Regions from separate parts of the Homo sapiens genome. Here region 2 is linked to region 1. Evidence: read pairs that join two places in POLR2A ChIA-PET (ENCODE). Cell type or tissue: PC-9. All regions are shown on one strand. Links, peaks and the distances in the headings refer to the core of each region. The heading gives the core; the rest is flanking DNA.

Region 1 (11,551 bases), core at 5,623-8,122:
CCTCCGCCTCCTGGGTTCAAGTGATTCTCCTGCCTCCCAAGTAGCTGGGATTACAGGTGCCCGCCACCACACCTGGCTAATTTTTGTATTTTTAGTAGAGACGGGGTTTTGCCATGTTGGCCAGGCTGGTCTCAAACTCCTGACCTCAGGTGATCTTCCCGCCTTGGTCTCCCAAAGTGCTAGGATTACAGGTGTGAGCCAGGGCTCCCGGCCGAGAGTGTTTTCTCCAGTAGTCCTTCAAGCCCAACCTGATGGTTTATACCACAACTATATACCATTAATCACCTTTCTTTTTCATTTAGCAACTTTTCAAACTTAAAATGATTTTAAAAGATACTTTGTATTATGATCTCAAGGGAAAAAAATCATTATTCTTTTCCATACAGAGAAAGTTATAAAAATAAACACAATGGGCTGGGCACGGTGGCTCACACCTGTAATCCCAGCACTTTGGGAGGCCGAGGCGGGCGGATCACGAGGTCAGGAGATCGAGACCATCCTGGCTAACACGGTGAAACCCCGTCTCTCCTAAAAATACAAAAAAGTAGCCGGGCATGGTGTCGGGCACCTGTAGTCCCAGCTACTCGGGAGGCTGAGGCAGGAGAATGGCGTGAACCCGGGAGGCAGAGCTTGCAGTGAGTGGAGATCGCGCCACTGCACTCCAGCCTGGGCGACAGAGCGAGACTCTGTCTCAAAATAAATAAATAAATAAACACAATGACCCTATGTTTCTTTGGTAAGCATAGCTTGTAGACTACTTTTAGGGCTCCTTTGTGTATGTGTGTGTGTGTGTAAGAAACTAGGTCTTTTGTCCTGATGAGTTTCCCATTGTCTGGGTTTTGCTGAGTGCAACCCCTGGTGTCATTTACCATCTTCCTCTGTCCCCTGTGTTTCCTGTACGCTGGAGTTTACAAGTGTTAAAAGCTCGATCTTATTCAGGTTTGATTTTTTTTGGCAAGACTACATAGTTGGTGGTGTGTCCTTCCATCAGGAGGCGGGTGATGTCTCACCATCTCTCTTTTTGTGCTAAGAGCCATCAGGGGTTTGAGTGTTGCCAGCCTTATCCATCCATGATAAAGCTTCGTCCAGCTTTTTACCTTCTGGTTTCAACAGCCATGAATGGTCCTTGATTAGAGCTATTAATAATTAGGAGTTCATAAATTGATTCTTCTATTATTTCTTCATTACTAGCTGTATCACTTCTTAGAGAAACTTGCCTTCATAAAGTATGTGGTTGTTCTGAAAGACAGATTGTTTAGAAAGGCGAGATAAATGCTTTATTCTTTCCCTTCACGATTCAGAATAATGTGTTGGTTCTCGAGTATCTTCCAGAGGTGACATTGTTTGGATCCTGATTTGAAGAAACCGGTTATAAAAAGACAGCCGTGAGATTATTGGAGATATGTAAACATGCTGAATATTTGATGATATAAAGGAACAACTATTCATTTTAGATATGATTATGGTATTATAGTAGGTTAAAATAGTTTTAGAGCTCTATGGTAAAGTGTTTACAGAAGAAATGATATAATGTCTGGGACTGGCTTCAAAATAATTCCGTGGGGACAGGAGGGAAGAGTGGAGAAGAAAAGGAAGATTCACCTGCAAATCAATGTTTTTAGTGTGGTCTCTCTGTCCCTCCTAAAATGCCAACGATGTGGCCTCCACGCTTGGGAACCAGCAAGGGGCTGCTGCCTCGTAACTGCTCAGGGCAGGGCACTGATGATGCCTGTTTCCCTTGCCCCAGCGCTATCATAGAGCACACCAACCGGGTCATCTTCCTGGAGGACGATGACATCGCCGCAGTGGCTGATGGGAAACTCTCCATTCACCGGGTCAAGCGCTCGGCCAGTGATGACCCATCTCGAGCCATCCAGACCTTGCAGATGGAACTGCAGCAAATCATGAAAGGCAGGTGTCCTCCAGAGTCCACGTGCGGCAGCCTCGGGAGCCAGCGCGCCTGGTGGAGCTCCTGACACTCTGCCTGGTCCTAGTAGAGGCCACAGCCCTCCTGCCCTCTGTGGCCACCAGGGCGGGGCTGCAGGTAGCCTGTGGCTTGCACAGGTGAGGGGATGTGGGGAGGCTGGCCTGGCACCTCCAAGCGGGGGCTCCTGTGTGCAGCCAGCCGCCAGGTCTTTCCTACTGGAACTGAGCCCAGTGTGTCAGCTGCCTTCCTTCACCGACTCCGCGGGACACATGCCCACCCTCAGGCATCATTTCTCCTCTGGGTGGAAGTCTGCAGGTCTGCAGTAAATGGGGGGTGGGGGTACACTTTCTCCCTACAAGGAGAGCCTCTCTGTCTGCACCCATTTCTGTCCCCTTACAACCTCTACCCCACAGGGCAGCCTGAGCAAACGTCTAAGAACATGAATCAGCCCCTGTGATCATCCCGCTGCTCAAGGCCCTCCAATGGTTTCCTACTGTTCTTAGAATAAAATCCAAACTCCCTGCCACAGCCCACAAACCCCACACCCCAGTGGGGCCAAAGCCTGGCCCCACCACACTCAACCCTCTGTCCCACTGTGCCCCGCCACAGCCCCTGCATTCGCTGTTCTTCTCATAGGACTGGTTCCTTTTCATTGCCTCCAGCTCCCTTGAAATGTCACCCCCTCAGAGACTCCTTCTCTGCTCCTGTGTCTGCCATGGTCCCTCCCCAGCCCCTCCCCTATGGTGGCCACCCCTCATTCCCCTCACTTGCTTCATTTGCTCGTCGCACAAGTGCCAGGTCATGGGAGACAGGCCGGGAGCATGGGCGATGTTGGTGTCATGAGTGTGCGTATCCTAGAGAACACGGCCTGCCCTGCCTGTGGGTACCTCCAGAGCATCAGGTGCAGGGGCTTGAACACCCTGCAGCCCCATTGTCCCATCAGCACCATCCAATCCCACTCAAATCAGAGCCCTGGAAATGCCTGTGTGGCTGGAAAGGTTTTTTTTTTTTTTTTTTTGAGACGGAGTCTTGCTCTGTCGCCCAGGCTGGAGTGCTGTGGCGCGATCTCGGCTCACTGCAAGCTCCGCCTCCCGGGTTCACGCCATTCTCCTGCCTCAGCCTCCCAAGTAGCTGGGACTACAGGCGCCCGCCACTACGCCCGGCTAATTTTTTGTATTTTTAGTAGAGACGGGGTTTCACTGTTTTAGCCGGGATGGTCTCGATCTCCTGACTTCGTGATCCGCCCGCCTCGGCCTCCCAAAGTGCTGGGATTACAGGCGTGAGCCACTGCGCCCGGCCTGGAAAGGTTTTTATTACGGAAACCAGGAGGGTATTTATTAGAAGGAAAATTGCCTGTTTCTTTGGGCCTGCTTAGCTGTACTTTCCTAGCTGGATGGCTTTTTGGGAGTGAAGCACTTTACTTTCTTTTGGCCTTGCTAAGGGAGCATGGCCCAGAGGGATCAGCCAGGCCATTTGTTACTTGCATGCCTTGGGCAAATCCCTCCCTTTCTCAAGCTGCAGGGTCCAATATGTAAATTGGAGATAGTCCTGGTTCCTGACCTGCTTCCCTCTGATGGTAGTGAGTGTCAGGCAGGGTAATCCCTGGGGATGCCTTTGGGAATCTGCAGTAAGCTTTACAGGAGTTACTATCGCTGCTGCATAATGAAAAGCAGTGAAATATAATGAAATTAAAACTGACCAGACGTTTATTTGACCAGGTAACTTCAGTGCGTTTATGCAGAAGGAGATCTTCGAACAGCCAGAATCAGTTTTCAATACTATGAGAGGTCGGGTGAATTTTGAAACCAACACAGGTAATTCCTACACTCGGTGGGGAGCCTCCGCCCGAGCCTAGTCTCAGGGAATGCGGTGACTGTGTAGACTCAGCATTAACGCCTTGTCGTGTGCCCTGCAGTGCTCCTGGGTGGCTTGAAGGACCACTTGAAGGAGATTCGACGATGCCGACGGCTCATCGTGATTGGCTGTGGAACCAGCTACCACGCTGCCGTGGCTGTAAGTGTGACACATGTGCGTGGGGAAGTCGACGGCAGTCTAGGACCAGACACTGGCCTTCAGTTTTATCACTCATGTGGCCTTCTGAATTTGGCTAAGCCCTTGTACCCATTCCCATGAGCTAGCGTGAGAAATGACACGGAGCCCTTTTATCTTCGAGGTGGCCTGTGGGTGACCGAAGTCCCCTCGCCACCTGGACAGTGAGGTTCCGTGTCACAAACTGTCCCTAGAAGCCCAGCTGCCCCATGTCCCTGTCGTGCCTGTGACTGACTTTAGTCTCCATGCTTGCTTGTTGGCTTCAGACGCGGCAAGTTTTGGAGGAACTGACTGAGCTTCCTGTGATGGTTGAACTTGCTAGTGATTTTCTGGACAGGAACACACCTGTGTTCAGGGATGACGTTTGCTTTTTCATCAGCCAGTCAGGTAAGGGACACAGGCATTGTGGCCAGCCTTGCATCAGGTCAGCTCTGGGCTCTCTCCTCTTCTCCTTCATTCAGTTAAGTCCTCTGCATGGCTACCCTGTGCTGCGAACCCTCTCTTGCAGCGGTCATTTAACCCGTAGAGCCATGGATTACTGTCGCCATTGTACGGGGAGGGCAAGAGATGTCTAAGGCCATGCAGTCAGGGGGTGACAGCTGGGATTGGGCTGGAAATCCACGCACGTTAGTCTTTCCCCTGCCCCGTGGCTTCTCCCTCTTCTTGCCTATCCAAGACTTCAAGGACCACTTACCGAAGTGCTCATAAATGTTTGCTGATTTATGTTAATAGAAAAAGCATCTCCTTTAACATTTTGTTAGGTTGAGAGTCACGTGGAGGACCCAGTATGGGCTCTGTGCCCAAGTGTCCAAGCCGAGCTGCCTGTGGCATGCAGTGCCCATGCTGCCCAGCAGGGGGAGGTGTGGGGGAGACAGTGCTCCCTTTTAGGGCCAAGGAAGGTCTCCCAAGCTACATGCACCCCATCTGGTGCCATCCCAACACTGGGCTTGACATTTGCTCCAGCTGTCTCAGGGAGGTGATCCAGGGCCATAGGCTTGGAGTCTCCTTGAGCTCGTGGAAGATTTTTGAAATGTTTTAATTACGGATAATTCCAAGCCTTTATAAAAGTAGAATTTTCATATAATGAATATCCTAGCCTTATCCAGCCCATCTTGTGCCGGTCGGACACACTCATATTAACCCCTCGTCTCCATGGGGTTACTTTGAAGCCAATCCCGGGCATCATGATATTCATCCATATAAATACTTCAGGCTGCATGATTAAAATGACAAAAGAAAAACATATAACCGGCCGGGCGCGGTGGCTCACGCCTGTAATCCCAGCACTTTGGGAGGCTGAGGTGGGCGGATCACGAGGTCAGGAGATTGAGGCCATCCTGGCTCACACAGTGAAACCCCGTCTCTACTAAAAATATAAAACAATTAGCCGGGCGTGGTGGCGGGCGCCTGTAGTCCCGGCTACTCAGGAGGCTGAGGCAGGAGAATGGCGTGAACCCGGGAGGCGGAGCTTGCAGTGAGCTGAGATCGCGCCACTGCACTCCAGCCTGGGCGACAGAGCGAGACTCCGTCTCAAAAAAAAAAAAAAGAAAAAGAAAAACGTATGACCACGGTGTTACTACCACAACTAAAATACTGATTGTAATGCCCTATCATCTATTAGGACTTTTAGTACTCCTGCCATTTTCCATTTTAAATACCATTTCCATTTTGTTGACAAGTGAAGAAAAACCAGTACAGATACACCGACCATCCGGCCCACCACCTTATGACGCAGGAGCTGCTGCCGTGTTCACCTTTGGGTTTCTGATCCCACCAGAGCCTCAGACTATTTTATAAATTGGTGGGAGACATTAACAAAAGAACAGAGGTGGAGCTAATATGAAAATAATGCAGTGGCAGCTTCCGAATCTCTGTGTGTATAGAAGTCAGCCCTTTAATGAGATTGAAAAAACACTATCGAACCCTAGGGCGCGGGTGACAGAAGTTAGAACCCCCTTTCCCGCACCCTCACCGCAGTACCCCGTGACACTCCAGTGCCATAACCCAGGGCTCTGAAGAAAGAAAAGCAGAGGAGAATTGGGCCACCTAGCACCGGGCGGCACCTGCCTGCCCTGCAAAGCTGGGACAGACACAGCCAAGAGCAGTGGCCCTGCAAACAGAACAGCCTCCCGACTCATGAGGATTTCAACAGTTTTGATTTTATAGTCTGGCTTATGCTGAATTTAATTTGAGTGCTTTAGGACTCACAAACATAGGGAGCTTGTGCTGGTTTATGCATGAAGCTGTTTAGCTTTATTCTAAAAACAATTTGAGTCCACACTGAGAGGCTTGCAAGAAGTGTCCTTTCAAACAGGATCTAGCTGAGAAACACCACTTGGGGACATTCCTGCTTGTCAGATGTTAAATCTGTTCCATCTCAGCACGTTCTGAATAAGGCAGCTTATTCAGTTGCAGAGAGGGCGCTGGGAGCCAAGCCCACCTGTCACCAGCTGTATGGCTTTGATCAGAGCACCGGTTTCCTCCTGTCTCTGAGCCCTCATCCTCAAGAGGAAAATGGGGACGATGGTCCTCACGGGGTTGTCACGAGATTTAAATGAAAAGATGCTTGCCACAAATAGTAACACACCTTGAATGTAAGAATCAACCGAAAAGGCTGTTGAGCGAGCGTTTTCCTTTCTGAACACCCGCTGGCTGTGTCTCGGGCGCCGATTTCCCTGTAAGAGCCGGCGGTGAAGGAGGAAGGGGTTTGGGGTGGGGCCGAGGCTGGCGGAGCGCGGCACTGAGAGGGCCCCTGGGCGGCAGGCGAGACCGCGGACACCCTCCTGGCGCTGCGCTACTGTAAGGACCGCGGCGCTCTCACCGTGGGCGTCACCAACACCGTGGGCAGCTCCATCTCTCGCGAGACCGACTGCGGCGTCCACATCAACGCAGGGCCGGAGATCGGCGTGGCCAGCACCAAGGTAGGAGGAGCCACGGGCGCCCGTCCCAGGGAGAGCCTGGCGGAGGCAGGTGCACCAGAGGCCGCCCTCCTCCGGCCTGCTCTGCCCGCGCCACCGCCTTTCTTTCCCCTTCCCGCCTCACCCCTTCTCTCCGCTCCTTTCCTTTCCCCTCCCCTCTTGGATTCCCGTATCTTCATTTTTTTTATTTTTATTTTTATTTTATTTATTTATTTTTTTTGAGACGGAGTCTCACTCTGTCGCCCAGGCTGGAGTGCAGGGGCGCGATCTCGGCTCACTGCAAGCTCCGCCTCCCGGGTTCACGCCATTCTCCTGCCTCAGCCTCCCGAGTAGCTGGGACTACAGGCACCCGCCCCACACCCGGCTCATTTTTTGTATTTTTAGTAGAGACGGGGTTTCACCGTGTTAGCCGGGATGGTCTCGATCTCCTGACCTCGTGATCCGCCCGCCTCGGCCTCCCAAAGTGCTGGGATTACAGGCGTGAGCCCCCGTGCCCGGCCCCCATATCTTCATTTAGTCTCATTTTATTCCCATGCCACGTTCCTGTGTTTCGTCCATGTTGTCCTGTGGCTCTTTGAGCACCTTGGAGATGCTTATTTTAAAGTCCTTTAGGGCTGGCACGGGGCTCCCCCCTGGAATCCCAGCACTGTGGGAGGCTGAGGCGGGAGCATCCCTTGAACCCAGGAGTTCCAGACCGCCCCGGGCAACCCCGTCCCTTCAAAAATAAAACTTAGGCCAGGTGCGGAGACTCAGGCCTGTAATCCCAGCACTTTGGGAGGCCGAGGCAGGGGGATCACCTGAGGTCAGGGGTTTGAGACCATCCTGGCTAACACGGTGAAACCCCGTCTCTACTAAAAACACAAAAATTAGTCGGGTGTGGTGGCGGGTGCCTGTAATCCCAGCTACTCGGGAGGCTGAGGCAGGAGAATCGCTTGAACCTGGTAGGTGGAGGTTGCAGTGAGCCGAGATCGAGCCACTGCACTCCAGCCTGGGTGACACAGCAAGACTTTGTCTCAAAAACAAAATAGAAATAAATAAATAGATAAATAAAACCTAAAAATTAACTGGGCAGGGTGGTGGCACCTGTAGTCCCAGTTACTCGGGAGGCTGAGGTGGGAGAATCACTTGAGGAGGTTGAGGCTGCAGTGAGCCGTGATCTCGCCACTGCACTCAGGCGTGAGCAACAGAGTAGACCCTGTCTCAAAAATAAAAGTTGATTTAAAAAGTGAAAATAAGGTCCCTGCCACCTCCTTCTTTGTGCACAGGCTTATACCAGTCAGTTCATCTCTCTGGTGATGTTTGGTTTGATGATGTCTGAAGACCGAATTTCACTACAAAACAGGAGGCAAGAGATCATCCGTGGCTTGAGATCTTTACCTGGTATGTTCTAGAATTCAGCTTTCCATGTTTTCAGATCTAGTGGACTGTTGCTGGCCATTCTCTGTTGACTCTCACCTGTACAGGATGTTGTTCATTTCTTCTTCCTCCTAAAACTTCCTAGCTTCCCCAACTCCCTCCTGGAGGCCTTGCTGCCTCTGACCTCATCCTGCTCGGCCCCCACCTCCCCCTGCGCTGCCGCGCTGCCTCCCTGCCTCCCTGCCTCCCTGCCTCCCCGCCTCCCTGGTCCTCAGCCTCCCTGCCTCCCTGGTCCTCAGCCTCCCTGCCTCCCTGGTCCTCAGCCTCCCCGCCTCCCTGCCTCCCTGGTCCTCAGCCTCCCTGCCTCCCTGGTCCTCAGCCTCCCCGCCTCCCTGCCTCCCTGCCCCTCAGCCTCCCCACCTCCCCGCCTCCCTGCCTCCCTGCCCCTCAGCCTCCCCACCTCCCTGCCTCCCTGGTCCTCAGCCTCCCTGCCTCCCTGGTCCTCAGCAGTGCTCAGTGCTTTCTCACCGCAGGGCCTTCGCACTGGCTCTTTACTCTGCTGAACCATCTTCTTCCTGCTCTGCATACAGCCGACAGCTTCTCATCTCCCAAACCTCAGCTCAAATGTCACCTCCTGAGACCCTCCCTGGCCATGCTCACAGAGGCCCCGACGCCAGCACTCTGTGAAACATTAGCCTGTTTATTTTTTTCATAACACACCTCATGACCTGAAATTCCCTGTTCACCTGTTGACTGGCCTGTCTCCCCCAACTAACATGTCGGCTCCGTGAACACACAGCTCTGTCTGCCAGAGCTGCCACTGGACAGCTGGTGTCCAGCACAGGGCAGGCATACAGTAGGTGCTCAGTAAGTACTCGAGAAAGAGCAAATGGCCCCAGGTCCTTCCTATGCCAGGCGCTCCTTGGCAGCCCCACCACACTTTCCCCGTTTGCTGGGCAGCAGCAGTCGCAGCTGTCGTAGCTGGTGAGATACAATATCTGTTGCACTAAATCATGACCTCCTTGGGGACCGTGGCCTCCCCTTTCTTCATTCATCCACCACATATATTAAGAACCAGTGCCGTGCCCTGTCCCATGTGCTATCCCTGGCCTGCCAAGATAAGCAGCAGCTCACCTCCTTCAGTCACTCACATGCCAGAGTAGGAGAGAGACTTCTGTGCAGGCCTGAGAGGCGGAGATGAATCGAGCCTCGCCCCAGGCTGGCATGGAACGCTCACTGCGGACAGGACATCATGGGGCTTCTGGGGAGTGCCCTCCCAGAGACAGAGTGGACGCTGGAGCTTCCCTGGGAGCCAGGGCCAAACCCCAGAGCAGGCAGTTGGGGAAGGGCCATCATAGAGAATGGTCAATTCCAGGCCCTCGGGGCCTGACACTGGCCGAGACAGCTTGCTGAAAGTTTATTTCTGAGAAAAGCATTCTTCCTTTAAGCCAGGTCATAACCATGCAAAACAGGACCCAATTCTGACGTCTAAGTCAGTGGTTCTCCAGATGTGGTCCACAGGTCCTGGGTGTCTGCAAAGCCCTTTGAACAAAATTGTTCACATAGTAATACATTCTTTATACTAAAAATTTTTTTTTTTTTTTTTTTTTTTTTTTTTTTTGCCTGTGTCCACATTTGCAAAGGCAGTGGTGGCTGTGCCCGGCACCCAGCACACTAGAAGGCCTACTGGTCATTGTGTCCTTCACCAGCACACACCCAGTTTCCCTTAAGAATGGCCTTGATGGCCGGGCGCGGTGGCTCACGCCTGTAATCCCAGCACTTTGGGAGGCTGAAGTGGGCGGATCACCTGCGGTCAGGAGTTCGAGACCATCCTGGTCAACATGGTGAAACCCCATCTCTACTAAAAACACAAAAAGCAGCTGGATGTGGTGGCAGGTGCCTGTAATCCCAGCTACTCGGGAGGCTGAGGCAGGAAAATCACTTGAACCCAGGAGGCAGAGGTTGCAGTGAGCCAAGATTCTGCCACTGCACTCCAGCCTGGGCAACAGAGTGAGACTCCATCTCAAAAAACAAAAAAGAATGGCCTTGATGGTGAGGCGCAGTGGCTCACGCCTGTAATCTCAGTACTTTGGGAGGCCGAGGTGGGCAGATCGCCTGAGGTCAGGAGTTCGAGACCAGCCTGGCCAACATGGTGAAACCCCATCTCTACTAAAAATACAAAAATTAGCTGGGCGTGCTAGTGGGTGCCTGTAATCCCAGCTACTTGGGAGGCTGAGGCAGGAGAATTGCTTGAACCCAGGAGGCGGAGATTGCAGTGAGCCGAGATTGTGCCATTGTACTCCAGCCTGGGCGACAAGAGCGAGACTTCATCTCAAAAAGAAAAGGCTGGGCACGGTGGCTCATGCCTGTCATCCTAGCACTTTGGGAGGTCGAGGCAGGCAGATCATGAGGTCAGGAGATCGAGACCATCCTGGCTAACATGGTGAAACCCCGTCTCTACTAAAAATACAAAAAATTAGCCGGGCGTGGTGGTGGGCACCTGTAGTCCCAGCTACTCGGGGGGCTGAGGCAGAAGAATGGCGTGAACCTGGGAGGCAGAGTTTGCAGTGAGCCGAGATCGCACCACTGCACTCCAGCCTGGGTGACAGAGTGATACTCCATCTCAAAAAAAAAAAAGGAATGGCCTTGATGAGGTGGTAAAAATTATTAGTCTGTAAATTGCAACTCTTTGTAATATCCTTTATGATGAAATGGGGAGTACACGTAGCGCCTTTCTACTGGGGCCAGGCGTGGTGGCTCATGCCTGTAATCCCAGCACTTTGGGAGGCCAAGGCGAGCGGATCACCTGAGGTCAGGAGTTCGAGACCAGCCTGACCAACGCAGTGAAACCCCATCTCTACTAAAAATAGCTGGGTGTGGTGGTGTGCGCCTTTAATCCCAGCTACTTGGGAGGCTGAGTCAGGAGAATCACTTGAACCTGGGAAGCAGAGGTTGCAATGAGCTGAGATCACGCCGTTGCACTCCAGTCTGGGCAACAAGAGCAAAACTCCGTCTGGAAAAAGAGAAAAAGCCTTTCTGCTCTACACTGAAGTGTGATGCTTGTCTCAAGAGAAGCAGCCATCCCATTGAGTAGCAAGCTGATTTTGGTGTTTGTTAGACATTTTCTCAAAATGAAAAATCAGCTGACGCATCAGTAGAAGCAACCCATGGTATTTGTTGCCAATGATAAACTTTAAGCTCCCAGGCAAAACTTTTGAGTGTTAGAAAACACCTCTGTTACCATGAGCTTGACCAGTTCCTAACATTTAAAGACTTCTCTAGGGCCGGGCACGGTGGCTGA
Region 2 (11,551 bases), core at 4,935-7,434, 170 kb before region 1:
ATAGGTTGCAGTGAGCCGAGATCGTGCCACTGCACCCTAGCCTGGACGACAGAGTGAGACTCTGTCTAAAAAAATTAACAAATAAAATAAAATAAAATGGTAAAACTTAAAAAGCAGAAAGGCATGATAAAGGAAGTGAATATCTCATCCCTATCCCTATTCCAGCCACACTCCCCAGAGACAAGCATTTGAACTGATAGATTACCATGCGCTGACCTTGAATAACAAACCCGGCGCCCTTACTGACTCCTGTGACGAGAAGTCCAGATACAGGCAGCCTTTAGGGCTGTTTGACTTAAGGCTTAATACTGGTGTCTAAAAGGCCTAGAAACAGGACAAATTTGTTTTTAAACAGCACGTTAAGCACATTTCAAATAATATGCTCTGTATGTCTTTCTTCAACTACTAGACACCGTTTCAGATGAATTAACCTCTAAATTTAAACCAGTGGGTCCGATTGTCAATCGGGGGGAAAAAAGAACCAAACAAAGCTCTAGGCTGTTTAGACAGTCTGCATTGTATTGATTGTACTCCCCCTGGGAGTTTCTGATGGTCGGGTGTGTGGTGTGAGAGGCAGGGGGCGCTGGGGCACCACCGAGCTTGGGTCTGAGCTGCTGAAGGGTGGGTCTGTTTGGCTGCAGTGCCTGGCCAGGGTGGAGTTCCAGGGAGATGCCCCAAGATGCCAACGCCTGCTGGCAGATTAATCACTGATACTCCCCTGGGAGAAAAACATTTTGAGTTGCCCTGCTGCTTATTATGGGATATGACGTATTGGCCGGAGAGCAGGAGGCTGACCTAGGACAGGAATTTTTTTTTTTTTTTGAGATAGAGTCTCGCTGTGTTTCCCAGGCTGGAGTGCAGTGGCGTGATCTCGGCTCACTGCAAGCTCTGCCTTCCGGGTTCACGCCATTCTCCTGCCTCAGCCTTCCAAGTAGCTCGGACTACAGGCGCCCACCACCATGCCCGGCTAATTTTTTGTATTTTTAGTAGAGAGGTTTGACCGTGTTAGCCAGGATGGTCTTGATCTCCTGACCTCGTGATCCGCCTACCTCGGCCTCCTAAAGTACTGGGATTACAGGCGTGAGCCACCGTGCCCAGCCTTTTTTGTGTTTTTTTTTTATTATTATTTATTTATTTTAGACGGAATTTTGCTCTGTCGCCCAGGCTGGAGTGCAGTGGTGCAATCTCAGCTCACTGCAACCTCTGCTGCCTGGGTTCAAGCGATTCTCCTGCCTCAGCCTCCCAAGTAGCTGGGAATACAGGCACGCGCTACCATACCCAGATAATTTTTTGTATTTTTAGTAGAGATGGGGTTTCGCCATGTTGGCCAGGCTGGTCTTGAACTCTTGACCTCAGATGATTTGCCCGCCTTGGCCTCCCAAAGTGCTGGGATTACAGGTGTGCACCACCACACCCAGCCTGGACAGGCATTTATTATGGATATTACCCTTGGAAAGTTTAGGGCATGGTGACTTTTGTTCCTTCCAGATTAACACAATGCTTATTAAGTTTCCAAAAACTGACCTGACTGTCCCAGGATGCCACAACATGCCAGCTGAGGAGTGGCGTTTGTCTCCAGGATACCCGAAGGGGTATTGTGCACTGAACTGGTGGCCTCACATCCACTCCCCTGCCTCTGCAGGCAGTGGGTTAGTCCAGAACCCCCATGCGGGGTCTCCAAGAGGAACATCAGCAGAGCTGAAGGCAAAAATCTGAAGAGATGCAGAGGATGTGGGTCCTCCCAGAGATGGAGGGGGCCACAGGGTTTTATCTGGGAGCCCCGGGACAGGAGTCCCAAGTTTCTTCGTGCATAACTTGATTCACAGGCCACTGTCTGAATTTATTAGGACTCATTCAGTTTCTACAGTAGAAACTGATTTAAAGTGATTTAAGCAGAAATGGGAATTTGTTGGCTCAGGGTAATGCTAGCTGCTCTAATAAACAAATACAAACAAAATCTGTGGGTTGCCACGCTCTCCGTTTATTTCTTGGCTAGCTAGCTGTTGAGGCGTTCTGATTCAGCAGGTGACTTCCCCCGTGTGATTCAGGGACCCAGGTCCCTTCCTTTTACAGTCCTGTCATCCCCTAGGGCAGAGATTCTTACTCCAGGGTCTGTGGACCACCAAGGAATCTGTGGATAGAATTCAGGCAAAGGGACCTGTGAACTCAATTGGGTAGAAATTTAGCACTGTCATTTTGAGCGTAGGTAACAGATCCCAATGGAATGAGCGATCCCCATGACCATCACCAGTAGAAGCCCCAGCCGGATACTGTTGTACCCTATCACAGCTGTGGGGAGATCTCCCCACCCCCAGTTCCTTTTTTGAGATGAAATTCACATGATATAAAATGAACCATTTTAAAGTATACAATTCGGTACTACTTAGTACACTCACAATGGCGTGCAACCACTGCCTCTCTCTAGCTCTAAAACATTTTCATAACCCTAAAAAAGTGTTGGGGTATCCTGAAATATGGGCCAGGTGCGGTGGCTCACGCCTGAAATCCCAGCACTTTGGGAGGCCGAGGCGGGCGGATCACCTGAGGTCAGGAGATCGAGACCATCCTGGCCAACATGGGGAAACCCTCTCTCTACCAAAAATACAAAAATTAGCTGGGTGTGGTGGCAGATGCCTGTAATCCCAGCTACTCTGGAGGCTGAGGCAGGAGGTTGAACCCATGAGGCGGAGATTGCAGTGAGCCAAGATCATGCCACTGCACTGCCTGGCAACAGCGGGAGACTCCATCTCAAAAAAAAAATCATTTTCAGTCATTTGCTACTTAAATGTGAGAGATATTAGATCTACCAAAAGATTTTATTATTTAATATGCTATTATATGCACAAATATTGTTATAATACTTGAAATAGTTTTGTAACTATTTCAATATAACTAGTTCCCTTTGCCATCCTGTGTATTTTACTTTGTGTTTTTAAAATCATTATTCTGAGTGGAGGTCCGTGGGCTTCATCAGACTTCCAGGAGGGGTCACGGCATAAAAAAAAAACCTGGGGAACCCCTGCCCTAGGCTTCAGAGCCCTCTGTATCCAGCTGGTAAAGAGGGAAGAGAGAATAAGAAAGCTCAAGCGCGGCCGGGCGCGGTGGCTCACGCCTGTCATCCCAGCACTTTGGGAGGCCGAGGCGGGCAGATCACCTGAGGTTGGCAGTTCAAGACCAGCCTGGCCAACATGGCGAAACCCCGTCTCTACTAAAAATATAAAAATTAGCCAAGCATGGTCGGGCGTGGTGGCTCATGCTTGTCATCCCAGCACTTTGGGGGGCCGAGGCGGGCAGATCATGAGGTCAGGAGATCAAGACCATCTTGGCTAACACAGTGAAACTCCATCTCAACTAAATATACAAAAAAATTAGCTGGGCATGGTGGCGGGTGCCTGTAGTCCCAGTTACTAGGGAGGCTGAGGCAGGAGAATGGCGTGAACCCGGAAGGTGGAGGTTGCAGTGAGCCAAGATCGCGCCATTACCCTCCAGCCTGGGCGATAGGGTGAGACCACATCTCAAAAAAAAAAAAAAAGAAAAGAAAGCCGAAGTGCTTCCTAACCAGCTCAGCCCAAAGTCACCCACATCACTTCATCTCCTGGCCCATTCGCAAGAACCAGTCATACCTTCCCACCAAAAGCAAAGATTTGGGAAGATTTCCACAAGCCTGGAAATCACTTGCTCAATTCTGTCTGAGCACCTGCTTCCGGCAATAAATCTGTACAGTGGAAGAGAGGGCATGAATTTTGTTGAACAGACAAACGTTTCTGACACAGTCCAAATATCTGATGGCCAGATATCCACATTCACACTTCTTCCAATGAGTAGAACCTAGTCTTCCCATACCCAAGGGAGGCCGCACCTATTGCCGCCTCCTCCTGAGCCTGTCTTCCATCCTGCTGCCTGGAGCAGGGAGTTTGCATCTGGGACCATGAGAATGAGGGCCATGAGGTCAGAGTAAGAATGGGAGCTGCAGGAAGGCTGGTGGGGTCCCGAGCATCTTGTGGAGCAGAGACGGCACAGTACTGTAGGCTGCTGCCACCAGAATCGAGTGGTGCATGTGTGGCAGAAGACAAGGCTGATGCTCTGCCATGCAGAGACTGAGAGCTTGCTGGCCAAAAGTGGACTGAGGGTGTTGGCTTCCAAACCAAGCGGAGTATTTCAAAAATGGCCTCAGATTCGTTAAATTGTGAAACTGGATGACAAGCAGAACACAAAAGCAACCAAGTAAAGGACTCGAGTCTTAACGTTTAAGAGCTGTGTCCAGACAAGATCTTTGGCAATGAGTGCTTTCTTTTTTTTTGTTGAGTCAGAGTTTTGTTCTTGTTACCCAGGCTGGAGTGCAATGGTGCGATCTTGGCTCACCGCAACCTCCACCTCCCGGGTTCAAGCGATTCTCCTGCCTCAGCCTCCCGAGTAGCTGGTATTACAGGCATGCGCCACCACCCTGGCTAATTTTGTATTTTTAGTAGAGACAGAGTTTCTCCATGTTGGTTAGGCTCGTCTCGAACTCCCGACCTCAGGTGATTCACCCGCCTCAGCCTCCCAAAGTGCTGGGATTACAGCCGTGAGCCACTGCGCTCGGCCTTGTTTTTCTTTTTTTTGTATAGATGGGGTTTCACTATGTTGCCCAGGCTAGTCTTGAACTCCCGAGCTCAAGCGATCCACCAGCCTCAGCCTCCCAAAGTGCTGGGATTACAGGCATGAACCACTGCACTTGGCCACTGTAATACAATCTCGAACCCAGAAAGTGGACATTGGTTCAAGCCATAGAGTTTATTCAGATTTTACCAGTTACACATGCACTCATTTATGTGTGTGTGGGAGAGGGGCTCTCTGTGCAACTTTGTTACATGTAGCTTCAGGTGTCCACCACCATAATCAAGATACTTCCCTGGGGCCGGGCGCGGTGGCTCATGCCTGTAATCCTAGCACTTTGGAAGGCTGAGGCGGGCGGATCATGAGGTCAGGAGATCGAGACCATCGTGGCTAACACGGTGCAACCCCATCTCTACTAAAAATACAAATTTGGTGGAGGCCAAAGTTTTTGTATTTGTAAAAATACAAAAAAAAAAAAATTAGCCAGACGTGGTGGCGGGTGCCTGTAGTCCCAGCTACTCTGGAGGCTGAGGCAGGAGAATGACGTGAACCCAGGAGGCAGAGCTTGCAGTGAGCCGAGATTGCACCACTGCACTCCAGCCTGGGCGACAGAGCGAGACTCTGTCTCAAAAAAAAAAAAAAAAGATGCTTCCCTGGGCCAGGCACAGTGGCTCACACCTGTAATTCCAACACTTTGGAGGCTGAGACAGAAGGATCGCTTGAGCCTAGGAGTTGAAGACCAACCTGGGCAACACAGTGAGACCCTATCTCTACAAAAAATTAAAAATACTAGCTGAGCATGGTGGCACACACCTGTATTCCCAGTTACTCAGGAGGCTGAGGTGGGAGGATCACTTGAGCCCATGAGGTTGAGGCTTCAGTGAGTGACCCATGATCACACCACTGCACTATAGCCTGGGTGACAGAGCCAGACCCTGCCTCAAAAAGAAAAAAAAAGATACTGTGCCATCACCCCAAGATCTATAGCCACACTCACCCCTCCCTCGCCTATCCCTAGCTCTGGTTAATTGCTCTTTAAATTTCTTTCATTTATTTTTTTCATTAAAATTTATTTATTTCTTTACATAACAACTGTTTCGTTTTGTTTGAGACAGGGTCTCGCGCTGTTGTGTTGGCTGGAATGCAGTGGTGCAGTTATGGCTCACTGCAGCCTCCACCTCCCAGGCTCCAGTGATCCTCCCACCTCAGCCTCCTAAGTAGCTGGGACTGCAGGTGTGCACCACCACGTCCAGCTAATTTATTTTTATATTTATATTTTTAATTTTTTTTAGACAGAGTCTCGCTCTGTCACCCAGTCTGCAGTGCAGTGGTGCAGTCTTGGCCCACTGCAACCTCTGCCTCCAGGGTTCAAGCAATTCTCCTGCCTCAGCCTCCGGAGTAGCTGGGACTACAGGCACGTGCCACCATGCCCGGCTAATGTTTGTATTTTTAGTAGAGAAGGGGTTTCACCATATTGATCAGGCTGGTCTTGAACTCCTGACCTCATCATCCACCCGCCTCGGCTTCCCAAAGTGCTGGGATTACAGGGGTTAGCCACTGCACCCGGCCTATTTTTATTTTTTGTAGAGATGGAGTCTTGCTATGTTGCCCAGGCTGGTCCCAAACTCCTGGGCTCAAGCAAAGATTTGGGGCAAGGTGGTGCACACCTGTATGTAACCCTGCTACTGAGGAGCTAAGGCAAGATGATTGCCCTAGCCCAGGAGTTCAAGGCCAGCCTGAGCAACATAGGGAGACCTCGTCTCAAAAAAAAAAAAAAAAAAAAAAAAAAAAAAAAAATTGAAAGACTAAACACTTAACATAGTAAAGATGTAAATTCTCTCCAAAATTGATCTATAGGTTTACCAAAATTTCTATTAAAACCTCAGCAAGATTTTCTGAACACATAAAAGCTTATTCCAAAATTTCTGTGGGAAAGGAAAGGCTCTAGAATAGCCAAACAATATTTAAAAAGAATAAAGTGGGAGTAATCACTCTTGCAGATGCCAAGTCTTTACTATTAGCTACAGTAATTAAAACAGTGTGGTACTGGAAAAGAGATGAGTCACATTGATCAGTGAGACAGACAGAGAACCCAGAAATAGATTTATACAAATATACCCAATTAATTTTTTGTTATTGAGACAGGGTCTTGCTCTGTCGCCCAGGCTGGAGTGCAGTGGCGCGGTCTTGGCTCACTACAACCTCGACCTTCTGGACTCAAGCGATCCTCCCACCTCAGCCTCCCTTTCACAGCCCCAGTAGCTGGGACTACCAGCACGTGCCACCATGCCCAGCTAATTTGTATTTTTAGTAGGGATGGAGTTTCGCCAAGTAGGCCAGGCTGGTCTCAAACTCCTGGCCTCAAGCAATTGTCTTGCTTCAGCCTCCCAAAGTGCTCGGATTACAGGCGTAACCCACCTTGCCCGGCCTACTAAATTAATTTTTGATGAAAGAAGAAAGTAATTCAATGGAGAAAGGGGCCACCTTCTCAATAAATGGTGCTGGAGCAATTATACATTCATCTTGCAAAAATCCCACAAAAAAGATCCTGAACTAATCTTCCCATCTTCTACAATTTTTTTTTTTGAGATGGAGTCCCGCTCCGTTGCTCAGGCTGGAGTGCAGTGGCGCGATCTCAGCTCACTGCAAGCTCCGCCTCCCAGTTTCACGCCATTCTCCTGCCTCAGCCTCCTGAGTAGCTGGGACTACAGGTGCCCACCATCACGCCCGGCTAATTTTTTGTGTTTTTAGTAGATGGGGTTTCACTGTGTTAGCCAGGATGGTCTCAATCTCCTGACCTCGTGATCCGCCTGCCTCAGCCTCCCAAAGTGCTGGGATCACAGACGTGAACCATTGCGCCCGGCCTACAATTTTTAACTTATAATGGACCTTGGACTTAAATGTAAAATTACAGGACATCTAGAAAAAAAATAGGAGAAAATCTTCAGGACCCAGTCTAGGCAGAGTTGTTAGACTTGACACCAGAAGCACCATCCATAAAAGGAAATGTCAATTAATTGGACTTCATCAGAATTAACTTTTGCTCAATGAAAGACTGTTAGGAGTATGAAAAGACAAATTATAGACTGGGAGTGGATATTTGCAAGTCACATATCTGACAAAGGCATTGTATCTAAAATATATAAAGGACTCTGTAATCCCAACACTCTGTGAAGCTGCCGTGGGTGGATCACCTGAGGTCAGGAGTTCAACACCAGCCTGGCCAACACGGCGAAACCCCATCTCTACTAAAAATACAAAAATTAGCCAGGTATAGTGGTGCGTGCCTATAATCCCAGCTACTCAGGAGGCTGAGGATGGAGAATTGCTTGAACCCGGGAGGCAGAGTTTGCAGAGAGCCAAGATCGTGCCACTGCACTACAGCCTGGGCAACAGAGCGAGACTCCATCTCAAATAAATAAATAAAATAAAATAAAGAAAGAACTGTCAGACCTCAGTATTAAAAACACCAACAATCTAATCTGAAAATATACAAAAGGTATGTATAGGAATTTCATCAAAGAGGGTATACAGATGGCAAATAAACACCTAAAAAAAGTTCAGCATCGGCTGGGCATGGTAGCTCACGCCTGTAATCCTAGCACTTTGGGAGGCCGAGGCGGGCAGATCACGAGGTCAAGAGATCGAGACCATCCTGGCCAACATAGTGAAACCCCATCTCTACTAAAAATACAAAAAAAAATTTTTTTTTTTGGTGGTGTGCGCCTGTAGTCCCAGCTACTAGGGAGGCTGAGGCAGGAGAATCGCTTGAACCTGGGAGACGGAGGTTGGTAACTCTGTCTCAAAAAGAAAAAAAAGAATAAAAAAAGTTCAGCATCATTAGTCAGTAGAAAAATACCAATTAAAACCACAATGAGCTATCACTATATACCTTTTAGAATGACCAAAATAAACAATAGTGATAACACCAAATGCTGGCAAGGATGCAAAGAAACAGTTTAACTCACACATTGCCAGTGAGAATGTAAAATGATACAGCCAATCTGGAAAACATTTTGGCAATTCCTTTCAAAACTAAAAATGGAGTTACCATACAACTCAGTAATTATATTCTTTGGCCTTTGTCACAGAGAAATGAAACCTTATTTTCGTGGAGAAAATTGTACATGAATGTTTATAGCAGTTTCATTCATAATATCCCTAAACTAGAAACTACTCAGATATCTTTCAACAGACAAATGCTTAAACAGACTGTCATGCGTCCAAACCGTGAAGCACTACTCAGCAGGTAAAAAGAAAGGAGCCATCAAGACACACAACAACGGGGATGAGTTGCATGAACATTACGTGAAGCACTACTCAGCAGGTAAAAGGAAAGGAGCCATCAAGACACACAACAACGGGGATGAATTGCAAGAACATTATGCTGAGCCACTCTCAAAAAGATACAAGCGGCCGGGCGCGGTGGCTCACGCCTGTAATCCCAGGACTCTGGGAGGCCAGAGCGGGTGGATCACAAGGTCGGGAGTTCGAGACCAGCGTGGCCAATGTGGTGAAACCCTGTCTCTACTAAAGATACAAAAAATTAGCCGGGCATAGTGGCACATGCCTGTAATCCCAGTTAGTCAGGAGGCTGAGGCAGGAGAATCGCTTGAACCCAGGAGGTGGAGGTTGCAGTGAGCCGAGATCGCACCACGGCACTTCCAGCCTGGGCGACTGGGTGAGAGTCCATCTCAAAAACAAACAACAACAGAAAAAAACAGCTGGGCATGGTGGCTCACATCTGTAATCCCAGCACTCTGGGATTCTTTCTTCAAAGAAATCCACACCAAGACACATCATAATTAAACTTCTGAAAACTATAATAATATAGTAATAACAATTAATAAAAATAATTTCTTTGTGCTCTCCCCAATTCTGGAATCTGTAGGTTTATGCCTTTTGCCAAGTATGAAAAATTTTCAGCCATGATTTCTTTGAATACCTTTTTTTTTTTTTTTTTTGAGATGGAGCCTCGCTCTATCACCAGGCTGGAGTGCAGTGGCACGATCTCGGCTCACTGCAACCTCCACCTCCTGGTTCAAGCAATTCTCCTGCCTCAGCCTCCTGAGTAGCTGGAATTACAGGTGCACCCTACCACGCTCAGCTAATTTTTGTATCTTTAGTAGAGACGAGGTTTCACAATGTTGGCCAGGCTGGTCTCGAATTTCTGACTTTGTGATCCACCTGCCTTGGCCTCCCAAAGTGCTGGGATTACAGGCCTGAGCCACTGCGCAAGGCCGGTTTTTTTTTGTTTGTTTGTTCGTTTTTTTGTTTGTTTGTGTTTGTTTGTTTTTGAGACAGGGTCTGGCTCTGTCGCCCAGGCTGGAATGCAGTAGCGTGATCTTGGCTCACTGCAACCTTTGCCTCCCAGGCTCAAGGGATTCTCCCACCTCAGCCTCCGAAGTAGCTGGGACTACAGGCGCATGCCACTATGCCCGGCTCGTTTTTGTATTTTTTGTAGAGATGGGGTTTTTGCTATGTTACCCAAGCTGGTCTCAAATTCCTGGGCTCACGTGATCTGCCCACCTTGGCCTCCTAAAGCGCTGGGAGTACAGGCCTGAGCCACTGTGCTGGCTCTGGGATCCTCAATCCTATTTCAGGCTTCTGTTTCAGCAGGCAGCTGCCCAGGTTAGCATGTAGGTTCTGTCTACTTGTGGGCTTCAGTTCTGAAGGCAGTTTAGTTTTCTGAGCCCTCGCGATGTTAGTCTCCTGTGCTTTGTTTTTCTGGTGCCACCGGGGCACCCTTTCAGTCCCTGCTGGTGGGAGCAGGAGCACATCCCGGGTTGGCCCGGTGTTGCTAGATGACTTGCATGGGAAAAAGGGGCAGACGCCACTGGGTAGGGGGCAGGGAGACATGAGGCTTTGCAGATGCTGCCCCTGCAGAGCCCACCAGTGCTTTGGTGGTAGAGCAGGGTGAGGGACTCTCCCAGGCTTTGCTGCTGCTGAGGGCAGATGGCACCGTGCCAGGGTCCTGCGTGTGGAGTGAGAGCTGGGGTGACCAGGACGGCCGCTTTGCCGATCCCAACAGATTGTAGGACCCAAGGTGTGGGGCAGGGGCTGGGTCTTGAGGTTTTAATCCTGTTTCTCAGCTTTCCCCTCTTCTGGATTAGTTTACATTGTCGGAACTCTAAGTCAGTTATGGCTCAAATATCTACTTTTCATCTTCCAAACTTTCTTGTCCTTTCCCCCTCTCTGTTCTCCCTAGTTTCCTTTTGTGCGTTTCTTTGCCCATCCCCACTCCTTTACTATAGTTTTTGTGGCGTTTTGGGGATGAGAGGCTGTAGAGAATATGCCATACTAAACAGAATTCTTTCTTACAGTTTTTAATTTCCTGTATATCTGTGGTTATATCTCTTTCCTCATTCCTGACATTGTCTGTATCTGTTGCTTATTTTTCCCCCTTAAAGTTAGACTTGTCAGAGTTTTGTCTATGTTACTATATCCTTTTAATTAGCTTTAAACAATTCTTATCTCTTAAATTTTTTTTTTTAGTGGAGACGAGGTCTCACTATGTTGGCCAGGTTGGTCCTGAACTCCTGGCCTCAAGTAATCCTCCCTCCTCAGCCTCCCAAAGTGCAAGGATTACAGGTGTATGCCACCGTGCCCAGCCAGAGCTCTCTTTAACATAAGTATTTTGCTGGTGTATTTTATTGGCATTTTAGAAAGTACTCATTTATGGATGCTACTTTTGTATTTCTTTCTTTCTTTTCTTTTTTCTTTCTGTTTTTTTTTTTCAGGGTCTCACACCCAGGCTGGAGTACAGTGGCTGCAATCATGGCTCACTGTAGCCTGGACCTCCCAGGCTCAAGTGACCCTCCTACCTCAGCCTCCTGAGTAACTGGGACGATAGGTGTGCGCCACCACACCCAGCTAAGTTTTAAGTTTATTTATTTTTTATTTTGAGACAGAGTCTCACTCTGTCACCCAAGCTGGAATGCAGTAGCACAATCTC

Evidence for each region. Peaks named below come from ENCODE experiments on the same cell type or tissue, not always from the same donor. Only the 100,000 strongest peaks of a DNase experiment are listed, where the experiment ranks them.
Region 2: POLR2A ChIA-PET joins it to region 1 with 9 read pairs; 3 of 35 experiments call an interaction of 5 or more read pairs at or near these places.

The regions. Positions count from the first base shown.
Region 1 is chr5:180,309,153-180,320,703 of GRCh38, reverse strand. GFPT2 (glutamine-fructose-6-phosphate transaminase 2) reads left to right here. Exons shown (of 19, transcript NM_005110.4): 10 at 1,748-1,911; 11 at 3,646-3,741; 12 at 3,843-3,940; 13 at 4,243-4,363; 14 at 6,740-6,897; 15 at 8,160-8,274. Among named protein-coding and RNA genes, the nearest start is that of MAPK9, 23 kb to the right of the region's middle. RefSeq lists an enhancer at 6,661-6,955. In PC-9, for the core only: no CTCF peak of the experiment used is centred there; a DNase peak (open chromatin) is centred at 6,843; H3K4me3 peaks cover 940 bases; H3K27ac peaks cover 321 bases.
Region 2 is chr5:180,473,695-180,485,245 of GRCh38, reverse strand. LOC102725231 (a long non-coding RNA gene) reads right to left here. Exons shown (of 4, transcript XR_941323.2): 4 at 1,962-2,131. Among named protein-coding and RNA genes, the nearest start is that of CNOT6, 15 kb to the left of the region's middle. RefSeq lists an enhancer at 9,890-10,421. In PC-9, for the core only: no CTCF peak of the experiment used is centred there; no DNase peak of the experiment used is centred there.